Regions from separate parts of the Homo sapiens genome. Here region 2 is linked to region 1. A link is an interaction called in ENCODE POLR2A ChIA-PET data of the cell type or tissue named here. Cell type or tissue: GM12878. All regions are shown on one strand. Each heading gives the region's core, and the rest is flanking DNA. Links, peaks and the distances in the headings are about the cores only.

Region 1 (4,829 bases), core at 221-4,220:
TCTCCAGTGGAGGCAGCAGGTGGGACTTCCCCAACAGCAGAAACACCTGTCCCTTAAACACCACCTCCCCAGGCATAGGGAACAATGGCAGGAAAGGCCAGCGGAGGCTCTGGTGACATTGCTTGACCAAGGTGAGGCTTGCCCTGCTCTGGACTGTGGTTCAGAACTGCTCTCAGGAGACTCAGCAGCCTGGAGGTGCAGGGTCCCAAATGTCCCTCCCACACACCTGCACACAGGGCCCCTCTCTCAGCAAAGGCACCCTCCCCAGGAGAGAAAGTTGTACACCATAAATAAACCTGTCTCTGCTTCAGGTTCCTCAAATATAGAATGGGAGTAATAACAGTACCTAAGTTGTGAGGCTGTTGAGAGATTAAAGAACCAAACATGTATGGACTGCTTAGAACAGTGCCTGGCATACAGCAGGCACTTAGAAAGTTCAAGCTATCAGGATGATGACAAAATTGACCGGCATTCTTCCTCAACTCATGGGCAGCCTGGGCTCTGAGCCGAGGCCCTGCTGAGCATCTCTTGGGCACCATGCCCGCCGAGTGCTTTACAGATCATCTTACAGGGCCAAGACCAGGGCTCAAACACTGGCCAACCGCTTCTGAGATTCAGGGTGTCACCCTAACAGCTGGGCCTCCTCCTAGCTGCCCCCTCCCTTCTATTCCAACTGTCTCTCTCCCAGGCCTCTCAGGGGCCAGCCTCCTCTTCTGCAGTGCATGTGACTGGGGGATCCTGGGGTCCCCATCAATATTCTTGCTGAGCAATGTGGGTCCCCTGTGTTGGTGGGTCCCTGGGGATCTGAGCACAGATGTGAAAACCTGCCATCACCTCCCTCCCCTAGCCCTTAGGATACAGTTAGGGGAGCATCTCAGGGCAGAAAGCAGAGTGGAGGAGCCGAGGGCCAGATCAGGGCCTGCAGTTCCCCATGCAAAGTACTGAGTACCCTTCTGGCCCTTGGGATGGTGGCACCTGCTAAGCTGGGGAGATGGAAGTTACAGGGGCTGGGAACTGGACTCGAGAGTAGAAAAGGACTTTGCTGTGGACCTGCAGAGCAACCCCAACAACCCACAGGAGGGAAGAGCAGGGCAGCTCCTTGGAGCAGGGTGGCCAGGCAGCTTCTCTCCACCTGCTGGCCCCTGGGACACCTTGGGCAGCTGGAGAGAAAACCTTCAGGAGAGGAATGTTACCTTGCTGGTGGCCCCCAGGATGGCTGCAACTGCAGAAGTCAGACACTGGGACCCCTCAACATGGCAGCTTTGAAACCCCACAGCTCCTGGCTGAAGGTCCTTGGGCACCGGGGACCCCTCCTTTAGGCATTATTGAATGACAGATCAGCCCAACAACTTGATGCCCAGAGTTCACATATAGTAAGCAGACAGAGGCCTGGGAAGGAAGGCGGGGCTAGCCAGGAAGCTCTGAAGCCAGGCTGATGGGGCTCAAACCCCAGCTCTGCAACCGTGGGCAGCATATGCTCTGTGCCTCGGTTTCCTCACCTGTAAAACATGGCTGATAATGGCATCGACCTCACAGGGTGGATGGCGATCCCACCAGGTTAATTTCTCAGGACAGGGCCAGGTGCCCAGAGAAGTGTACGTTAAAACTCCAGGTGTGAAGGGGAACATCTACTCATGCTGGGGCTAATCTGGAAGAGCTGCCTGCCTGTAGCAGGACTCAGGACAGCTGCAATTATTGTGGTTGGCTCTTAGGTCTTCCCAAAGGGCTTCTACTCTGAGGCACAGAAGCAGCCAGAGAGTGCGGAAGACACCCAGCACCCAGGGTCTCTGTGCCTCAGAGTACCTGAGCATGAGGTCACAATGCTCCTTCCAGCACAGCGCAGGGTGCTGGGAGGCTGTGTTTTCCAGGAAAGTACACCACATAAGAACGCTCTGCAGCAGAACTAAAGCCAGAGAGGGGTTCCTTTATCACAGAACCCCCATCGCCACGCCGTTTCTGGGAGGCCCTGCCATTCCCAGGCCCTGAAGGACACATTCCTGCTCATCCTCAGGTGCACCTTCCCCTGGGAAGCCGGCCCAGAAGTTTCTTCTTCCTCACCAAGACCGCAGGAAGCTCTAGGGCAGGGCCAGCCCTCCTCCCAGGTAGGGATGAGGAGGGTCCCGGCTTATTGTCATAGCAACCCTTGGTTCTCCTAATTCCACCTGTTCTTGTATAACTGAAATAATAACTGCAGCTGACATTGTCTGTCTGGCACTGTGACGGGCACTTTACATAATTCTAGCTAATAGAAATGTTTTAATCAGGCTAAATATTTTTTTCTTTCCTTAAATCATTTTTCACTGATTACAGCTGCTTACTTTTCTCCTAATTAGTCCGAAAGTAGCGAGACTGTGTAGCATCTTAGAGTCTAATGGGGCTTAAAAGCACACTCGAAATGCTTTAAATGTATGCAAAATCCTCCAACCTCGTGGCCAATCCCAGCTCCCTGGGCTGCAGGCTTGCATGTGCAGTTTGGGGATCAGCAGGTGGACGCAGTATTTTACCCAATCCTTAACCAGCCACCCTTTGGGATGGCTGGGGGGGGACTTACCCCAAATGGAGATGAGGAACTACGGCTCAGAATCAATAAGCGACTTGACCGAGGTTGCACAGCCAGGAAGTGGTGGACTGGAGTCTGGATCGGTAACCACTGCGCTCTGGGGCACCGCCTGGCTGTGACCTTAGATACCAGGAAGTCTCTCCCCCTCAACCTGACACAGGGGGAAACTGAAACCAGCAGGAGGCAGGGGAATTATTTTTCAAATTAACTCAAGGATTAGAATCCAGGTCTCTTGAATCAGCCCAGATCAAAAGTATTTTCACGGACCGGGTGGCAGCTGGCCTCAATCATAAGAGCAGCAGCTAACAGCCCTGGCTGCGCGAGGCCCAGTGCTCAATGCTTGCAAGGCATCTTCCCATTTAATTATACTCATAATTGGTGAGAGTCATGCATACCTGCCGTGATTACTAACTACTGACCCCGCAGGCTAGGGAAGAAATGTTTAGCCATTTAAATTCAGACTGGCCAGAGAAATTAAGTGGCTGATATCCAGGGGTGTGACCAATCTCAATGAAACTGATGAGGGGAAGGACCATGGGTAGTCTCCCAACCCACACCATTTTTGGAAACGCAATTGTTGCCTTCCACCCTCCCTGCCCCGAGTCCCCCACCCACCCCTCACCTCCTTAGAGCTTCCTTTCACTCCTGCAAAGTGTGTCACCCACTGCAGCCCCGGGTGTAATCAGCTTATTCTCCCATGTACAGCCTGGGCCATCTGAAAACGGTTCCCTTTACTCCTTGGGGGCAAGGATACCTGAGATTTAGGCCACAACTATATATAGCCAAGAAATCCGTCCTTTTTAATTGACTCATCTATTTATTTGGTCAAGCAGTTCCTGCTGACCCCCAGATGGCCGAGTTCTACATAATTCCTCCCGACAATGTGTGTGGAGAGGAGGGGCCCTCCCTGCCTCTGCTGCTTGGGCTCTGTATTCCCAGTGCAGGCAGCTCCTGCGGGACTCTGTTTCCCAAATAAGGTTTGCCTAGTTCCACCCTTTGCCTATGCTGCATCACCTATGTTTTAGTTGGAACCTAACACTGCACCCCTTCCCAGCTGCAAGTGGTGACCTCAGGAATGTCACTTCCCCCTGGGGGGCTCAGTTGCATCATCTGTAAAATGGGTCATCGTCGTGAATTACACAAGGAAGGTACAAGGAAGTGCCTCGAATACACAATTGGATTTGCTCTCAGGAGAAACAGGATACTCTGTGCCCAAGAAAGATTAGCCATCTTTCATGGCGTGCCTTCGTTCAACCAACACTTGACCTTGACTCCGCCCCTTCTTAGCATCCAGCTAAGTGCAGAGAGAGGCAGAAACAAACACCCCTGGGCTCCAGATCTGCCACACTGGGAAAATACCAGCTGAACGGTTTCTCCAGCCGGTGTTGTGTGTCAAACAGGCGGCTTCGACCGAGCTTCCTTCAATAGCGCCGTGTCCCCGTCCCCTCCCTCCCAATGCACTTCACGGGCTCCCAAAACCACGTGAGTCAGCAAACTGGGTTAGACACCTCGTTAGAGTGGGTTTCCTCTGGAGACTTGTGGCCGTGCCTGTGATTCTCCTGCAGCGGTGTTTGGTTGAAGGCAGGGTTTGTCTGTTCAGGAGCCAGTTGTCAAAACAACAAGCACTACCTTTAAGGGGCAGTTGGAACCATGAAATAAGGATTCCTGTTTCTGGCTGGTTCCCCAGAGTGAATCAAGACCAACCACTCTGAACAGATCCGAGGCCACTGAGCCAGACCCAACCCCACCCCCTACCCCAGGCAGCTCCTCTCCCCTCCCCATTGCCCAGAGCAGGACACCCCAGCCACGCTGCACTCCTTAGGGCTTCTACAGGCTTCCACTCTCTACCAGGCCTTTCCACGGGCTGTTTCCCCTACTGGGAATGCCCTCACTGTCTGGTGCCCAACTGGCATATTTTTGATATTCAAGACCTCAGGGAGCTTTTTTTTTTTTTTAACTTTGCGTGCCCAAAGCACCTTCAAGAGGCCCTCCCCATCCCTGACAGGGTCCTGATTTGTAGCATCTTCCCACACAAGCTCCCAGGCTGGACAGAGGGCAGCTCATTTCAGGGTCCCTAGCCCCAGCTGGGGCCTGAACCACAGCAAAAGTCCATAACTTTTGGATGACTGATCAGACTTTCAATTCTCAATGTTTATATGCTTAGAGATTTTTCCCCAAACTTCCCCTAACGTCAAACACTCTTGCTGGGGCCTTTCCAGTACTAGGCAGAGCTGGCAGGGGTTTGAAAAGGTGACTTTCTCAAATGGAC
Region 2 (4,829 bases), core at 397-4,396, 260 kb before region 1:
CAAGGCATTTTCTGTCTTACAAGTCCACATCTGTATCCCCAGCATTTGGTACAGAGACTGACAGTTAGCAAGTGTTCAATAACCATTTGTTCAATAACGGAAAGAGTATAGGATCAGCTCGATATGGTGAGTGATGAAATACAAGGCACGCCCATGATGACCATCCCCCTTTTACCAACATGGAGGTGAGGGCTGAGGAAGGCGGGTCAAACAGCCAGCCAGGGGCTGGGGCACGGAGGAAATCCAAGCTCCTTGGCTTCCAGCCTTACCTCCAGTGTCTGTGGGAGTCATCTGGACAGCCTGAGCATTCCTGCCTGCCATCCACCCTCCCACCACCTTCAGGAACGTGGTCCTCTCCTACCTACCCTGTCCCCACAACCCAGCTGTCATGGCTAGCAGGGTGGGCCTGGGAGTTCTGCCAGACCTTGTCCTGTTGTCTGCAGCCCCAGCCTGTCTCTCCTCTGAGCTTCTTCCTGAGCAGGTATTGTCACATTGGTTGTCTTTGTCTGCCACCTGTTCTCTTCCTGAAGCCTCTCCTGTGTGTGTCTTCCTCAGTAGAATAGGAGTATCTCCTATGTCTTTGTTTCCTGCCCATAAAAACTTGCCCAATTTGGGAAGTGCAACTGAGGTCTACCAGGTTTGGTATCCAAATACCTCTCTTCAGATACTAGTTCCCCCACTTGCTGTGTGACTGGACAGAGCTGTCTGAGCAGAGGCGTGAGTTTGGGATACTGTAGGGATAGAAGAGATGGGTTTGGTGGGATGTTGTCCCAGAGGAGGGACGCCACATCGCTGGGAATGTAGGGCATGAGCAAGCTGAAATGATGAGCCTGTGCTATGCAGTGATAGGGCTGGACTGTGACAACCTTTCCATGAGCAAATCTGTGTGGACAGCTGCTGGATCTCCAGGCAGAGCCGCTATGTATCCTTCTAATCAGAAGACCAAATCAAACCATCCCACCAACCTACACAGGGTAGACGGAAACCTATCCCCCACCCCACCGCCACCACCAATGAATGGTAGGCCACGAGGAACCATTTTTACCTATTTTCTTCTTGGCTTCTTTTCCAGCAGAGAGAGAAAAGCTCAGACAGGCTGTGGAAGAGTGGTAGATCAGCTGGTAAGGCGAGTTCACCCCAATGGCGGACATGTTTGCGAGGGACTCTGGAGTGGGAGAGAGAGAGATTCTTCTTTCAACTGTTTACTTTTAATTTTATTAGCCAAAAATGTAACATGGATTTCTTGTTCTAGTAGTACGGTGGGTCACATACTGTAAAGTGCCGCATTGTTACAAAACACCTAGATCTTGGAAGAAGATTTTGCAATGCACCGGCAGAGCAATTAGAGGAAATCTTTACAGTTCCCCTCTGCAGTGCCTCTCCTCCCCAACCCTCTCAAGAGGGGGACCGGAACAAGGAACAGCAAGCAAGCACGAAAAGTGATATTACTCCAAGGGCAAAGGCAGGTATCAGTGCTGCACCAGGTCAAGAGGATAAGCCTTGGGCCAGCAAGAAGGAAATTAAGAACCATCTATTCCCCCTTATCTAAGCCACAGACATCAGATGCTTCTTCAATAATATATCAGTCTCTTGCAGAATCACACCATCTTTTATAGAATCGTTTGATATCTGACCACTTAAGAATTAAAATGTAGCACCCTTATGGCTAGTGGAAAATCTTGTTCATTCTTATACAAACCTCACCAAATCATTTGTTTATTCTTCCCCCAAATATAGTCATTTCACTGGTTAGGCGTGAAACCACTGTTAGAAAATTTTAGGTGATTCACTCATCACAGCTCACTCAAATTCAAAAAGAAAATGGCAAATTTGACCTCCTAAGTGGACAAAGACTATAGAGATTCCACAATGGATGATAAAACACAAAAGTAATCACCTCTGCTAGTGATCCAGAAGTTGAAATTAAGACAACTTTCAGGACCTTCTAACTTGGTAGAAATGAAAAGAACTAACAATAGCCAGTAATGGTAAAGAAGGAATAAAACCCATCAACCCTGCTGGTGTAGAGAGAATCCAAATTAAGTGTGATTTCAGAAGAAGAGCTATATATATATACTGAGACCTCTGCTCCAATGATCCCTCCCCTGTGAAGTTAACTAAATACAACAGAAATAAGAAGCCAGGTGCATAAAGTTGCCTATTACAATGCACATTATACAAATAACAAAAAGCCTGGAAACCTAAGCATTTCGGTAAATGTGGAACATGAACATTACAAGGAGTCTATGCCCACTCAAAATGACAATTATTTAAAGTATATAGCCATGTTGGAAAACAGCTGTACTCTGTTAAGTAAAAGAAACTAAGAAACAGAAAAATTGCAATACTCTAAATATATATATATACATACACGAGCACAGGAACCACAAAGGAAACTGCAAAGGTGAAAAGTAGCTCTTATATGAAGATGGCAGGATTGCTTCCTCTTTTTTGCATTTTTATTAATGATATTGTCGTCAACTAAAAATAAAGGAGCAGTCTGGTTTTCTTCAGTGACAAGCCAGGGCTAGTAGGTATCAGGACAGGAGGGAAGACTACTTAGCACAGGGGATATTCTGGATACAGCTTTTTTTCTTTTTCTTTTCTTTTTTTTCTTTTTTTTTTTTTTTTTGAGACAGTCTCACTCTGTCATCCAGGCTGGAGTGCAGTGGCACAGTCTCGGCTCACTGCAACCTCTGCTTCCCAGGTTCAAGCGATTCTCCAGCCTCAGCCTCCCAAGTAGCTGGGACTACAGATGTGTGCCATCACGGCCGGCTAATTTTTTTGTATTTTTAGTAGAGACAGGGTTTCATCATGTTGGCCAGGCTGGTCTTGAACTCCTGGCCTCAAGCAATCCTCCTGCCTCAGCCTCCCAAAGTGCTGGGATTACAGTCATGAGCCGCCACACTCGGCCTGGTCCCAACTTTAAAAGAAGTTAACTCTAGACCTGTTACAGCTTTGGTCTACCTCACATAAGAGGACGGTCCCGAAAAACATAATTCATGCAAAACAAATCATCAGAGTTTGAATCTTCTTTTTTATGCCCCAGGAGTGCTATGTAAGTAAAGTCCTTTTAGGATGAATGAGTGTTTTTCCAAAATAAATGGATCACTCCTTCGTTTTTGTTTTGCTACTTAGATTTTTGTCTGGAAACTCTAGGCTTAATTAAAGAGAGGAGCGTCTGCACCAGCAAGTGCCAACAAGACAGGGATGCTTGCTAGGGAGTGTGATGGAGAGGGGCGCTCTCAGCAATCGGCTGGTGCAGCAGGACAGCAAGATGCAGAGATCACCCAAAAGGCCCCCTGCCCCCAGCTCAGCTTAACTCTCTTCCCATTCTCCTCCATTAGATGAATCGCAGCCCACAGAGGATGCCAGAAGCCACTGTGCCTCCCTCATCCTGAAAGAATGCTGAAACACTTTATCAGAAGGAGTGTTAGTGGTGAGGACCATTTTCCTTTTAAAAGTGAGGAGACATGGTATTCAGGTGGGAGTGGCTCAGGCAGGTGTCAGGCCCGAGGGTTGGGCTGGAGCTACCCTGACATCTGCCATGGGACTCTCATGCACGTGCAACAGACTACTTAGCAGCTGTGCCCCCAAATGAGGGAGATCTTTAAGCCCCAAAACAGAATGCAAGGTGCAGAGCTCTGTCTGGCGATCACCACCTGCACAAATAATTACAGCACAACTAGAGGACCTGTGGTCTCAGAGCCTAGCTGATCCTAAACAAAACAGGCACAGTGTAACTTCCCCTAAAACAGAGATCTTCATTTCATGGTAAACACTGTGGGTAAGAGTGTTTTATCACAACTTTGTCTTAGAAAAGGAAGCCAAAATTTATGAAAATAACATTTTATCTTGTATTTTAAAAAATTAGTTGGTACTCTAAGAACACATTAAGTCTTACAAAGAAAATAAAAATGACTGCTGGGTTTTTCAAGGCAGTATGGTTTCTTTCTTCCTGAATGATTGTATCATGGCAATAAAACATAAGGCCCTTCATGTTTTCCTTTTGCAAAATTATTGAAGAGCTTTACTGCTTTTTATTTTCTCTCCATGGAGTCATGATCCTGTATTCGGTTTTCCCTTCTGCGGCAGGCGGCTAGTGCTGCTCCCCCGCATCAGGCATCAGGGGCATTGGAGGGGCATTCTGCAGCTCTCCAGCATCACTTTCATTGACTTCATGAAATCTTACATTTTTTCCCCAAGATCTGCAATTTTTCTATGCAATTTATTTGCACTGTATGTGTGTATTAGCAGATGTTTAATCTCTGACCATCAGGGGAGCCTGACAAAGCTACTGACTCAGTGGACAGGGAGAGAGACTAAATGGGGACTGACTCTACAGGTGACAGCAAATAGTTAGGAGATAGAATTTTTTTACGCTTCCTATAAAACCTCTTGTCAGTGAGTACTTTCAGGCATTCAAAATGAACACCTGTGTATTTACCAAGCTTAAGACATAAAACACTGCAGAGCAAAAACCAAATAACTTGATTTAAAAATGGATTAAGGACCCATTTCTCAAAAGAAGAGACACAAATGGCCAATAGGTATATGACAAAAAAGCTCAATGTCAGTAATCATCAGAAAAATGCAAATCAAGACCACAATGAGATACCACGTTACACCTGTTAGAATGGCTATTACCAAAATGACAAAAGCTAACAAGTGCTGGCAACAGTGTGGAGAAAAGGAAACCCTTGTATGCAGCTGGTGGGAATGGAGATTGGTGCTGCCATTATGGAAAACAGTATGGAGTTCCTCTGAAATTTAAAAATGGAACTACCATATGATCCAGCAATTCCACTTCTGGGTATTTATCCAAAGAA

What was found. ChIA-PET counts read pairs that join two places held together with the same protein. Peaks named below come from ENCODE experiments on the same cell type or tissue, not always from the same donor. Only the 100,000 strongest peaks of a DNase experiment are listed, where the experiment ranks them.
Region 2: POLR2A ChIA-PET joins it to region 1 with 6 read pairs; 1 of 35 experiments calls an interaction of 5 or more read pairs at or near these places.

What each region holds. Positions count from the first base shown.
Region 1 is chr3:14,424,043-14,428,871 of GRCh38, reverse strand. All of the region lies in intron 2 of SLC6A6 (solute carrier family 6 member 6), which reads right to left. Among named protein-coding and RNA genes, the nearest start is that of SLC6A6, 24 kb to the right of the region's middle. RefSeq lists enhancers at 406-465, 506-775 and a silencer at 425-579. In GM12878, for the core only: a CTCF peak has its summit at 2,685; a DNase peak (open chromatin) is centred at 2,691; H3K4me3 peaks cover 355 bases; H3K27ac peaks cover 2,565 bases.
Region 2 is chr3:14,686,333-14,691,161 of GRCh38, reverse strand. It overlaps C3orf20 (chromosome 3 open reading frame 20), which reads right to left. Exons shown (of 17, transcript NM_032137.5): 5 at 1,046-1,165. Among named protein-coding and RNA genes, the nearest start is that of C3orf20, 14 kb to the right of the region's middle. RefSeq lists enhancers at 2,302-2,361, 4,535-4,684. In GM12878, for the core only: no CTCF peak of the experiment used is centred there; DNase peaks (open chromatin) are centred at 1,741 and 2,441; H3K4me3 peaks cover 1,197 bases; H3K27ac peaks cover 4,000 bases.